2 separate regions of the Homo sapiens genome follow, and region 2 is linked to region 1. Evidence: read pairs that join two places in POLR2A ChIA-PET (ENCODE). Cell type or tissue: IMR-90. All regions are shown on one strand. Each heading gives the region's core, and the rest is flanking DNA. Links, peaks and the distances in the headings are about the cores only. Region 1 overlaps RNF168 (ring finger protein 168). Region 2 overlaps PCYT1A (phosphate cytidylyltransferase 1A, choline).

What was found. Peaks named below come from ENCODE experiments on the same cell type or tissue, not always from the same donor. Only the 100,000 strongest peaks of a DNase experiment are listed, where the experiment ranks them.
Region 2: POLR2A ChIA-PET joins it to region 1 with 5 read pairs; 8 of 35 experiments call an interaction of 5 or more read pairs at or near these places.

The regions. Positions count from the first base shown.
Region 1 is chr3:196,470,057-196,476,701 of GRCh38, forward strand. It overlaps RNF168 (ring finger protein 168), which reads right to left. Exons shown (of 6, transcript NM_152617.4): 5 at 5,175-5,256; 6 at 1-2,716. The coding sequence ends at 1,763. Among named protein-coding and RNA genes, the nearest start is that of RNF168, 30 kb to the right of the region's middle. RefSeq lists a silencer at 151-327. In IMR-90, for the core only: no CTCF peak of the experiment used is centred there; a DNase peak (open chromatin) is centred at 1,705.
Region 2 is chr3:196,268,796-196,275,440 of GRCh38, forward strand. PCYT1A (phosphate cytidylyltransferase 1A, choline) reads right to left here. Exons shown (of 9, transcript NM_001312673.2): 2 at 1,620-1,746. The coding sequence starts at 1,736. Among named protein-coding and RNA genes, the nearest start is that of PCYT1A, 16 kb to the right of the region's middle. RefSeq lists enhancers at 4,289-4,788, 5,957-6,166. In IMR-90, for the core only: no CTCF peak of the experiment used is centred there; no DNase peak of the experiment used is centred there; H3K27ac peaks cover 317 bases.

The DNA of each region.
Region 1 (6,645 bases), core at 1-4,000:
ATCCAGACTGTCAGTCACCCCATCCAGCCTCATCCTCATCTGGACCCATTTCTCACCACCCAATCAGTTTCAATGATCCAGACTGTCAGTCACCCCATCCAGCCTCATCCTCATCTGGACCCATTTCTCACCACCCAATCAGTTTCAATGATCCAGACTGTCAGTCACCCCATCCAGCCACATCCTCATCTGGACCAGTTTCTGACCACCCAATCAGTTTCAATGATCCAGACTGTCAGTCACCCCATCCAGCCACATCCTCATCTGGACCAGTTTCTGACCACCCAATCAGTTTCAATGATCCAAACTGTCAGTCACCCCACCCAGCCTCATCTGGACCAGTTTCTGACGACCCAATCAGTTTCAATGATCCAGACTGTCAGTCACCCCATCCAGCCTCATCCTCATCTGGACCCGTTTCTGACCAACCACCCAATCAGTTTCAATGATCCAGACTGTCAGTCACCCCATCCAGCCTCAGCCTCATCCTCATCTGGACCCGTTTCTGACCAACCACCCAATCAGTTTCAATGATCCAGACTGTCAGTCACCCCATCCAGCCTCAGCCTCATCCTCGTCTGGACCCGTTTCTGACGACCTAATCAGTTTCAATGATCCAGACTGTCAGTCACCCCATCCAGCCTCATCTGGACCAGTTTCCGACGACCCAATCTGTTTCAATGATCTGGACTGTCAGTCACCCCATCCAGCCTCATCCCAGCTCTTAACTCCTTCTGCATAGTTCAGTTTCCTTTCTGGCAACTAATTCCCAATTTCCTAGAAAACCCTGATTTTCTGATTTAACACTGATTCGAATCCACTTTAAACCAAAGGAAACAGGCCGGGCGTGGTGGCTCACGCCTATAATCCCAGCACTCTGGGAGGCCGAAGCAGGTGGATCACCTGAGGACAGGAGTTCAAGACCAGCCTGGCCAACATGGTGAAATCCCATCTCTACTAAAAGTACAAAAAAAAAAAAAAATTAGCTGGGTAGCTGGGTGTAGTGGCACATGCCTATGATCCCAGCTACTCGGGAGGCTGAGGCAGAAGAATCGCTTGAACTCGGGAGGCGGAGGTTGCAGTGAGCTGAGATCGCGCCATTGCACACCAGCCTGCGTGACAGAGCAAGACTCTGTCTCCAAAAAAAAAAAAAAAAAAAAAAAAAAAAAAAAATCTGGGATTTCCCACATATGAATATGAATCCAAATTTTGAAACTCCGTCTAAAAAAAAAAAACAAACACCAAAGGAAATGCTACAATGCTGAAAATTGAATTAAATTGGAGATGGAAATTAGATTACTTTAGGAAAACCTTTTGAGTACTCTGTAAACATTGGACAATAGCAAGAAAATGGATTTTAAACCCTGCATGGGTTCCTTAATCACTCAGAATAGTATAATCTTGCTTTGATTACCAGTCACGACAAAAAGGTGAGCAAAGGCCATAAAACATGCAGTTTTTGGAAAGACAATGGCACTTGAAGATTTCCTGGAGTTGGCCAAAGCTTAAGATATCTCTAAGAATTGTAAAGCTTAATACACATCTGTTATTAAGAAGGGAAACGACAGGGGACCCCTGCTTACCGCTGAGCTGTGCAGAAGCTCATGTGTCTATGCAGTCCTTACAATCACACAGACCTTCATTAAGGACAATGAGTGTGCCTAGAGAGCAGCATGAATGACACATGGATGAAGATTCCATGATAGGAAAGAGCTTCACATTCCAGCTTTACTAGATCACAAAGCACTCCCTTTACCAGGCCTTACTTTGTGCATCTCTGAAACATCTGAAAAACACTTTTCTGTGAAATGCTAGGCTGTAGGGAGTGAGCACTTTTGGATACCTTACAGTGATCTCTAGTAGAATTTGGCATCTTTCTTCTATTAACTGACTGCTTCAACTGCATCTTTAAAGACACTTGCCTATTTTTGTCCCTTGAGCCTCTCTCTGGTGTTGGATGCTTTGTGTGAGTTTGCCTTTTGAAGTTCCCATCTTTGGGATTCTTCCTCTGTCCATTTAGCACTTTGTCTGGAGGGGAGGATGTAGCGCGTAAGTGATACTCATCTGGGGATCCTTTTTGCCGGTTTGGCACCATTTGCTCTTTATCCACCTCCTTCTGAAGTTGTAATGCCAATAACCTGTCCTGTTCTTCTTGTTTATGTCTCTCAAACAGTAGATGCTCCAAATCTATCAGTTTTTGGGTAAAGTTTATTTCTGTTTCCTCTTGATCTGGGGAAGATTCGGGGGACACTTTTCTTCTTTTTGCAGAAAAGCATGGATCCTTGACTGCTTCAAAGGAAGATTCTTGGTTTTTTCTTTTGGAAATCTCCTTACTGATCAGTAGGCACGACTCTTCATTTTCTGTCTCACCTGTGTTGTTTCCATTTGTCTGTGTCACCCCTGATGTGGGGGCGCACCCACTTTCTGTTCTGCCACAAGGCATAACTGCAGTTTCTTTCGAGTAGGGAACTCTGGTTTTAGGTCGCTCGTGACTTAAGACACATAACTCTTTCCCATGATTGCTTGGTCTTGTTTTGACGTTTCCTTCATGGTACCATTCGGCACCACAGGCACATAACCATGGCATAGGGGACTCTATTGAAGAATCTGCACCTTGTTCTCCAACTCCAAGGGATATCTGTGGAGAAAGTGTCGGCATATCTTCTATTTCTGTGTCTTGCCCTGTTGGGCTTTTCCTATCACTACTGTCAATGTCCTGTAGAAAACAGAAAAAGACTGAGTGAACCAGGGGAAAATATCAAATCATAAGATGTAAGTCTAATTACACTGATACTACAGCTGGACTGTCACTATACATTATTATTACTAATAAGGTATATATTTCTTTCTTTCTTTTCTTTTTTTTTCAGAGTCTTGCTCTGTCGCCCAGGCTGGAGTGCAGTGGCGCGGTCTCAGCTCACTGCAACCTTCACCTCCCAGGTTCAAGTGATTCTCCTGCCTCAGCCTCCCAAATAGGTGTATATTTATTCTTAATAGTATTTTTATTTCATGGGCAAATTTAGATTAAGCTATTACTTCATTTTCACTCCCATGAAAACCTACAGATTAAAACCCACAGACTAGATTCCAAATATGGCCAATAGCTGGTATCAGGACCTGACCTTCTTTCACCTTACAAAGGTCTGCCAGCATAGGGGTTTTTAACTCTTTTCTCTACCGTGGACCCTCCTTTTGGCATTTAGGTGAAGCTTACAGACCACTTCTGAGAATAATGTTTTTAACTAAAAAATTAAGATATACAGTAGCTTTACAAAAGGAACAATTTATGTTGTAAACACAATCATTAAAAGGTTCAAAAAAATGTGAGGTAATAATGTGCATCTATAATACAGTAAATAATAGGATCTACCAGCCAGTCTAATAACTCATAATACCCAATTATCTGTGTCACCCCTGATGTAGTACACCCACTCTCTGTTTTGCCACAAGGCACAACTGCAGTCTAATACCAATGTAGAGATAAGTATAAATGATATTTAAAGATATCTGTAACATGGCTGGGCACGGTGGCTCATGCCTGTAATCACAGCACTTCCGGAGGCTGAGGCGGACAGCTCACCTGAGGTCAGGAGTTTGAGACCAGCCTGGCCAACATGATGAAACCCCATCTCTACTAAAAATACAAAAATTAGCCGGGCGTGGGGGTATAAGCCTGTAGTCCCAGCTACCAGGGAAGCTGAGGATGCACCGAGCATCCACTGTACTCCAGCCTGGACGATGGATTCTCTCTCAAAAAATAAACAAAACAAAACAAACAAGCAAAAAAAAAATACCTAGTGTTTGGAAGATAAAGCTTGGGACTTCTATAAGTTACTTCTATAAGTAACTTGACTGGGTGTATTTCTCACCAAGACCCCTGGAAGCTAGACCCATTGTTTGTTATAAGAAATAATTGACCCTTACAGGGCATGTGGTCTCAAAGTAGTTAATACACTCACTTGTGTGGCCTTTTTCCAGGCTATCACCTTGGAGCTCTGCTGCTGAGGACTCCTGCTGAACACACATGCCTGATGCTGCCTTACTAGCATACTTTTTCTCATCTTGCAATTTTTTTTTTTTTTTTTTTTTGAGGTGGAGTCTCACTCTGTCATCCAGGCTGGAGTGCAATGGCGACATCTCAGCTCACTGCAACCTCCGCCTTCCGGGTTCAAGCAATACTCCTGCCTCAGCCTCCTGAGTAGCAGGGACTACAGGTATGTGCCACACCTGGCTAATTTTTTTTTTTTTTTTGGTATTTTTAGTAGAGATGGGGTTTCACCACATTGGCCAGGCTGGTCTCGAACTCCCAACTTTCTGCCTGCCTCAGCCTCTCAAAGTGCTAGGATTACAGGCCTGAGCCACCGTGCTTGGCCTCCCATCTTGTAATATTCTTTTTTTTTTTTTTTTTGAAACAGAGTTTCACTCTTGTTGTCCAGGCTGGAGGGCAACGGCACGATCTCAGCTCACCGCAACCTCTACCTCCCGGGTTCAAGCAATTCTCCTGCCTCAGCCTCCCAAGTAGCTGGGATTACAGGCATGCGCCACCACACCCGGCTAATTTTGTATTTTTTTGTAGAGATGGGGTTTCTCCATGTTGGTCAGGCTGATCTCGAACCCCTGACCTCAGATAATCCACCTGCCTCAGTCTCCCAAAGTGCTGGGATTACAGGCGTGAGCCACCGCATTCAGCTCCATCTTGTAACATTCTAAGTGAAGCTGGTGCCAGGTATAACCTATTCAGTTTTGTGAGTTTGGATTACATAGGTCAAGGATCAGTAATCTATGGCTCATGGACCAAATCCAGCCTCCTGCCTGTTTTTGTAAACAAAGTTTTACTGGAATGCATTCAAGCTGATGTGTTTACATATTATCTATAGATGCTTTCACACTACACCAGCGTAGCTGAGAAGCTGTGACACAGATCACACTAACTGCAAAGGCGAAAATATTCACTCTCTTAGAGAAAAACTTTGCTTTTTGTAGTATGTTTATTTAAAAAATTGTAGTTTCCTTTGGAGAAAAAGTGCTTTTTCTCTAGGTGAGCCTAAGAGGACTCAGACAGGGTGTTTGATTAACTATAGGGGCTTTTGTTAAAAGGTAGAAAACTATGGATAGCACTAATCTACAGCATTAATGAACCAGCAAAACTCAGAACATCTTCAGTATCAACATACCTTAGATACGGAGTCTTTCCTGACTTCTTGTACAGCTTCAGAGTGTGAGGCTGACCCAAACTGAGATTTCGGTGTCAAATACCTAAAAGAAAAGTTTACCAAAGTTTCAATGCTTTCAAAGACAGATGGTATGTACCCAACATAATAAAGCTATTTATACCGAAGGTTGTCTGGTTTGCTGCTTGGCTGTTTTATCAGAGTGTATCTCATTTCCGTGCTTCAGATATTTTGGTCAATTCCAGGACAAAACTTAAATGATTGAGTATTGATATTTTAGTGAAAAACAGAAAAGGAAGTAAAAGTCAAATCTAAATATTTTTTCTTTTTTTTTTTTTTTTGAGATAGAGTCTCGCTCTGTCACCCAGGCTGGAGTGCAGTGGTGTGATCTCCGCTCACTGCAAGCTCCGCCTCCCGAGTTCACGCCATTCTCCTGCCTCAGCCTCCCAAGTAGCTGGGACTACAGGCGCCCACCACCACGCCCGGCTAATATTTTGTATTTTTAGTAGAGACGAGGTTTCACCGTGTTAGCCAGGATGGTCTCGATCTCCTGACCTCGTGATCCGCCTGCCTTGGCCTCCCAAAGTGCTGGGATTACAGGCGTGAGCCACTGAGCCCGGCTAAATATTTTTTTTTCTTTTCTTTTTTTTGAGACGGAGTCTCCCTCTGTCGCCCAGGCTGGAGTGCAGTGGCGCGATCTCAGCTCACTGCAACCTCCGCCTCCCGGGTTTAAGCGATTTTTCTGCCTTAGCCTCCTGAGTAGCTGGGATTACAGGCGCCCGCCACCACGCCCGGCTAATTTTTGTATTTTTAGTAGAGACGGGTTTCACCATGTTGGTCAGGCTGGTCTCGAACTCCTGACGCTCAGGTGATCCGCCTGTCTCAGCCTCCCAAAGTGCTGGGATTACAGCCGTGAGCCACTGCGCCCAGCGTAAATATTTCTTAATTCTTGAAAAAAGCTTAAAAAAGCAGATAGCATCAAAACAATGCAAGACTCTATAGTCTTCCCAAAAGTAATGAAAATGATGCTTTAAACTAGGAGAAAGGATATGTTAGTTTCTTCTTTATGCTGGAAATGTTGGCTGTTCACGACATTTTAAATCTCTACTATTGGGAAAAAGTCCATGATTAAATTCCTTACTATTCTGGTATAGAGATGTTATCATACATACTTTTATATCAACTCTCTTCTTTTTTTTTTTTTTCTGAGACGGAGTCTTGCTCTGTCACCCAGGCTGGAGTGCATTGGTGCAATCTCGGCTCACTGCAACCCCGCCTCCCAGGTTCAAGTGATTCTCCTGCCTCAGCCTCCTGAGTAGTTGGGATTACAGGCATGTGCCACCACGTCCAGCTAATTTTTGTATTTTTAGTAGAGACGGGGTTTCACCATGTTGGCCAGGCTGGTCTCGAAGTCCTGACCTCAGGTGATCCGCCTGCTTCGGCCTCCCAAAGTGCTGGGATAACATGCGTGAGC
Region 2 (6,645 bases), core at 1-4,000, 200 kb before region 1:
AAAATACAAATAAAAATAAATAAAAATAAAAATAGTAAAGAGGCTTTGCAGATATGATTAAATAAAGGAAGATTATTCTGGTTTATCTGGGTATACCGAACGTAATCACAAGAGTCCTTGTAAGTGAAAAGGGGAAGTAGGAGGTTCAGAATCAGAGCAGGAGACATGGCAGAAGCAATCGTCAGAGTGATGTGAGCACTGGCTGGTGCCAAGCACTAAGCAATGTGGGAACCCTCTAGAAGCTGGAAAAGGCAAGAAGATGGACTTTCCCCTGGACCCTCCAGCTCTGCCAACACCCTGATTTTAGCCCTCTGAGACCCATTTCAGATTTCTGATATCCAGAACTGTAAGATAATTCATTTGTATATTTGTATTATGGTAATTTGTTACAAATGCAACAGGAAACAAATATATATACTTGCCCTTATGATCAATATCAGCCCTGCAGGCACTTGTCTATTTGTAGGGTATTATTTGCTTTTATTGCTCAAGACAGAGCATTCATTTGGAATAAGTATTAACTGTTTCAGAATAGATTTTTCCCTTTGGGCTGGGAAGCTCTAGAACTAAGCAGTGGAAACTGAGTTTGATCAATGGCTAATAGTCAATATAGGTAAAGAAACATACAATTCTGTCACTGGGATTTTGAAACACAGATTTCATAATAATATTAACAACAGTAGCTTCAATTGTGTGTAAGTGTTCTCTGACATGTTTTTATTATGGAAAGTTTTAGGAAGGGTAGCAAGCTGAGACAGGATAGGCAGTGTGGAGGAAAGCTTTAGGAAGGGTAGCAAGCTGAGATGGGATAGGCAGTGTGGAATGGGGTCTTTCATCTAAGGTTTGGCAATAATTAGGAAATACAAAGATAATTTTCCAGAGATAAAGGAGCATAAGGTAGGCATAAACGGAAAAAGGTTCTCATCTAAGATACAACTAGTAACAGGATGGAGGAATGATAGAGGGAGAAAAAACAGCAGAAAAGACGCACTAGACACCATGAGATGATACGAAGATCAAATCACTGCCTAGAGCCCCAATTTTTCTATTTCATTAGTTTTATTTATTTGTTTATTTACTTTTTATTTTTATTTTTGAGATAGGGTCTGTCTCTGTTGCCCAGGCTGGAATGCAATGGTGCAATCTCGGCTCACCGCATCCTCCGCCTCCCGAGTTCAAGCAATTCTCATGCCTCAGCCTCCCAAGCAGCTGAGATTACAGGCATGCGCCACCACGCCCGGCTAATTTTGTATTTTTAGTAAAGACAGGGTTTCACCAGGCTGGTCTCAAACTCCTGACCTCAGGTGATCCTCCCACCTCAGCCTCCCAAAGTGTGGGATTACAGGTATGAGTCACCGCACCTGGCCATATTTCAATAGTTTCAGCCTAATACACATGCAACTTCCATATTTTCCTAACACTTCTTTTTCTAAACCCAATGTAAAGCTTCTACAACTGAGCTGTGAGTCATAATCCAGTAAAAAGGCAGCAGATTTCCAGTGACTGTGAAAATACACTTACTATTCCTTCTTTTCATTATTTCAGAAGACATGTAACACTGATATCATCAATGTCATATCGGTTTCTACCCTCCCCCTGCCAGGTTAATCTCCACTTACCACTGCACAGCGCTGCACTTTGGAAGGAACCCCATCTTCTTCTGTTGCCCCGTTGGGTCCGGGCGCCTCTTTTCTCCTCTTCCTTGCATTGACCTTGGCTGAACACTGTGCATCCATCTTCTTTTAACTGGTCATAGAAAGTGAAAACAAAAATTTTCTCATTGGGGTGGGAAAAAGTTTGTCACCAGTATTTCAGAGACGTTGACGTGGATACACTCAGCAAAATACCAATTCTACAGCTGCACTTCACCAAGATGAGCCAATGGCATCTGGCAAAACCAGCGAAGCTTCACAAAACACAGGCTCTAGTAGAAATACTGAAACGCCTCTCTGTGCAACAATGGCCACAGTGAATTGCCTGAAGTCGGAAGTCATTCCCCCTCACAGTGCAGCCTACATACTAACTGCTCATTTTAAATCCTGATTGCATGCAAAAGATTGGAATAATTTGGCTGAGAAAGATAGTTACACAGACTCTCCCACTATCCTCCGCATCATCGATATGACAGGTATAAGGCAATGTGAAGGTATGACTGGTGCAGGTAGAGAAAAGAGCCTTTTGTAAACGGATGGCTCTCACCAAGTCCTGGATTAACAAAACACGGATTTCTTAACTCTAATTTTTTTTAAGACGGGGTCTCACTCTGTTGCCCAGGCTGGGGTGCAGTGGTATGATCTTGCCTCACTGCAGCTTCAACCTCGTTAGCTCAAGCGATCCTCTTGCCCCAGCCTCCCAAGTAGTTGGGACTACAGGCACATGCCACCACACCTAGTTATTTTTTTTTTTAAGAGACAGGCCTCGCTATGTTGCCCAGGCTGGTCTTGAATTCCTGGCCTCAAGTGATCCTCCCAACTCAAACTCCCAAAGACTTGGGATGACAGGCATGAACCACATCACTGAGTGAATTTCTTAACTCTAAAAGTTCTATAGATTTCAGTGACCACTTCACCAGAGTTACTTGCATGAAAATTGTGGAGTAGCATAATGGTTTTTATTTACTTTTTTATTGTTTTTATTTTTTTAGGGGTCTTGCTAGGTTGTCCAGGCTGGAGCGCAGTGGCTACTCACAGCCATAATCATAGCACACTGTAGCCTCAAACTCCTGAGCTTAAGCAATCCTCCCATCTGAGCCTCCAGAATAGCTAGGACCAGCATAATGTATTTTTTAAATGTCCTTCTCCTTCTTTCCTTTTTTTTTTTTTGAGAAAGAGTCTCACTGTGTCACCCTGGCTAGAGTGCAGTGGCACGATCTCGGCTCTCACAGCCATAATCATAGCACACTGTAGCCTCAAACTCCTGAGCTTAAGCAATCCTCCCATCTGAGCCTCCAGAATAGCTAGGACCAGCATAATGTATTTTTTAAATGTCCTTCTCCTTCTTTCCTTTTTTTTTTTTTTGAGAAAGAGTCTCACTCTGTCACCCTGGCTAGAGTGCAGTGGCACGATCTCGGCTCTCACAGCCATAATCATAGCACACTGTAGCCTCAAACTCCTGAGCTTAAGCAATCCTCCCATCTGAGCCTCCAGAATAGCTAGGACCAGCATAATGTATTTTTTAAATGTCCTTCTCCTTCTTTCCTTTTTTTTTTTTTTGAGAAAGAGTCTCACTCTGTCACCCTGGCTAGAGTGCAGTGGCACGATCTCGGCTCTCACAGCCATAATCATAGCACACTGTAGCCTCAAACTCCTGAGCTTAAGCAATCCTCCCATCTGAGCCTCCAGAATAGCTAGGACCAGCATAATGTATTTTTTAAATGTCCTTCTCCTTCTTTCCTTTTTTTTTTTTTTGAGAAAGAGTCTCACTCCGTCACCCTGGCTAGAGTGCAGTGGCACCATCTCGGCTCACTACAACCTCCGCCTCCCAGGTTCAAGCGATTCTCCTGCCTCAGCCTCCTGAGTAGGTGGGATTACAGGCACCCACCACCACGCCTGGCTAATTTTTTGTATTTTTAGTAGAGACAGGGTTTCCCTATGTTGGCCAGGCTGGTCTCGAACACCTGACCTCGTGATCCACCTGCCTCGTCCTCCAAAAGTGCTGAAATTACAGGCGTGAGCCATGGCGCCTAGCCAATTTTTGTATTTTTAGTAGAGACAGGGTTTTGTCATGTTGGCCAGGCTGGTCTTGAACTCCTGACCTCAGGTGATCCACCCACCTCGACCTCCCAAAGTGCTGGAATTACAGGTGTGAACCACTGCACCTGGCCCTTCCCCTTCTTTTCTCAGTACTCATTTCCCTTTCCTCTTTCAGGGTCTTAACACCTCAAGCTTGTTCACAGTTTCCAGCTATTAAAACCCCCTCAGGGATTCTCCTTCCCCCAAAGGAACTTATTTATTATTGTCTCATTTAGCAGAGAGTTTCTAGCAACTAGCTATTACAGCAAAGTTCTGAATATTCTGTATTTCATGTTTAAGTCACAGAATACTTGGGGTGTCACTTCGCTAGCCAGAAACCTCTGTGGCCAGTGGCACCTTTGCCTGAGTTTTGCTCAGGCCCGCCGGGCTCGTTCCGTCCACTCAGCCTGGTAGGCTATGCTCAGCTTGTGTTACCAGCACAGATTCCATGCATGCCAAGGACAAGCCAGGCACGGAGCGGCAAGAGGTGCACAGGCGAGCCAGCACAGGGTCCGGCCACTGCGCACAGCCAGGCACGCCAGCTGCCAGGGGGTGAGCAGCTCGAGGCGCCAGCTCCCTGAGAGGCTGCAGCTGAACCAGGCGTACTACAAGCAGCTTCCACTGCAGGCACTGGGGAACATGGTGCTGCCCAGAAGCTTGGAGAGGCCAGGAACCACAGAGCTCCAAAGAGGGTGTCACAGCCCTGGCTCAAGGAGCTCCTAGGTCTGGGCTTCCCAAAGGGCTACAGCTCTTCTCTTTCTCTCTCCTCTCTTCTCTCTTTCTGTTGCCCACAGCGTGGCAAGCAGTGGGGGAGGGGAGGACGTGTTTCGGCTCTGTTTGTGTTTCAGCTCTTTCAGTCCCACCATTTGGCAGATCCCGAGTTCTTGTCCCACGTCCAGGAAGAATGAGGTATATGGACAACTGGAGGACGAGCAAGGTGAAGAGGTGCTTTATTGAGCAACACAACAGCCCTCAGGAGACCCCAAGCGGGTAGCTCCTTTCCGCAGCAGGTCGTCCCAGCATCTGTGCAGCCCTCAGCGGAGAGGAGACCCAGAGTGGATAGCTCCTATCTGCAGGCAGGTCATCCTGACGTCTCTGCAGCCCTCAGTGGAGAGGAGACCTGGAGTGGGAAGCTCCTATCCGCAGGCAGGTCATCCCATCAAGTATGGCTGAGTCCAGGGTTTCTACGGGCTTCAGCGGGCAGGAAGTGCATGCTGATTGGTCCATGGGCAGCCACAGGCAGCCCGGAAAAAGCATCGTAAGTTCTCATTCCAGTCCACAGAACTGGCAGCCTGGGCCCCAGGCTTCAGGCCATCCCTGGCTTGAAGGTGGGGCTTCACCAGGGACCCGCCCATTTCCGCCTAGGAGCCTGTCTGCCTCCTGCTGTCATCAACCTGCTGTCCACAGCGCCCAGGCTATTCACGAAGGGGCGCCTGCAGGCCTGAATGGAGCTGCTCTCAGCTCCGCCTTGGCGTCCCCTCCTGTGCTGCTGGACACCCAAAATCCAGAGGGGGCCAAGGCAGAAGGGGGCTGGCATGTCAGCACTGCCCCTAGCACACGCAAACCCAGCCAGGTCATGACAGTGCCCAGGCTTGGCCTCAACTTTGCTCCAAAATCAGAGCAGGCACCAGGAGCAAGGAGAGGCCAGGCAGTGGGAGCAGGCACTTCAAGCCTGCAGGGGCAGGGGAGGTTCCTGGGCCCCCAAAAGCACAGGGAAGCCCGGGTATGTAGCCACGGCTGCTCCCGCCCTGCCAACTTGGAAACGGGCAGGGCTTCCACCTACTCCCAGCTCCCAGTGGCTCCATGGAGCGTGCAGCACAGACCATGCCTCCCCGACTGCAGCCGGCATCATGGCAGCAGCCCATCCAGACAGGCCACCGCTGCCATCATTTAGATGTTGGCTTTTCAGCCCCCTGCAGGGATAGTTGCGTTTTTCTTAAGTAACACAATTTGTACAAATAAATTACTTTCTTGATACTGATGAAATTTTAGGAATCAGCCAGAAATTGGGGGTAGGGGAAACTCTATGATAAACTGTCATCTCTGCACAAGATACGGTTCAGAGAAAAATCTTCAGAACAGGTGGAAAACCAATGCCAGACAGAATGAGGACAGTCTGCTCTGCCCTACTGCCTCTCATAAGCCTGACTGAGATGTTCGTCTAAACAACTGCAACTGTGCCTTACTTTCTTTCCTCCGGCTCAACTCCGAGTGGCAATATGACAAGATCTACAAGAAACTGGCCTAATTCTTAGAAGCTGAAGGTGACACCCCATGAGTCATGGCCAACATGAAAAAATGTCAGAGTCGAAAGTGAAAGATGAGCACCACCTAGAAACTTCCTTTCATCACAAATGCAAATTAAAATGGAAGAAGGGTTCTATACATTTCACTCCGAGTTCTTTCAGTGATGATGATCAGAGCTTGTCTTCACTATTGTTCTTAATGATTCCTTCATAATATTCAGAGGTCAATACTCTCATCTCAGTGGTCTGAGTGAACTACTCAAAATGCCTAATCCATCCAATTAATGATTGTTTTCTAATTTGCACAGTACTCTTCTGTAAGTATCTGCTCAATTCTTCTAAGTGTAGAGAGACAAAATCCACTATGAGAAATATAATCAGCAATTTGGCATCTGGCAAGTCAATAATATCAGGCAGTCAAAAATATGAGTACTTACTGCTTACAAAGTACTGTATCATAATTTTTAAGTACAAACTGAACCTGGAGGACATTATGCTAAGTGAAATAAGCCAGACGAGAAAGACAAATACCACAAATGACCTCACTTATTTGTGGAATCTAAAAGAGTGGAACTCACAGAAGTACAGAATGGAATGGTGGTTACAAGAGATGGACAGAAGAGGGTGGAGAGCAAAAAGGGAGATGTCGAGTACAAAAATTCAGTTTT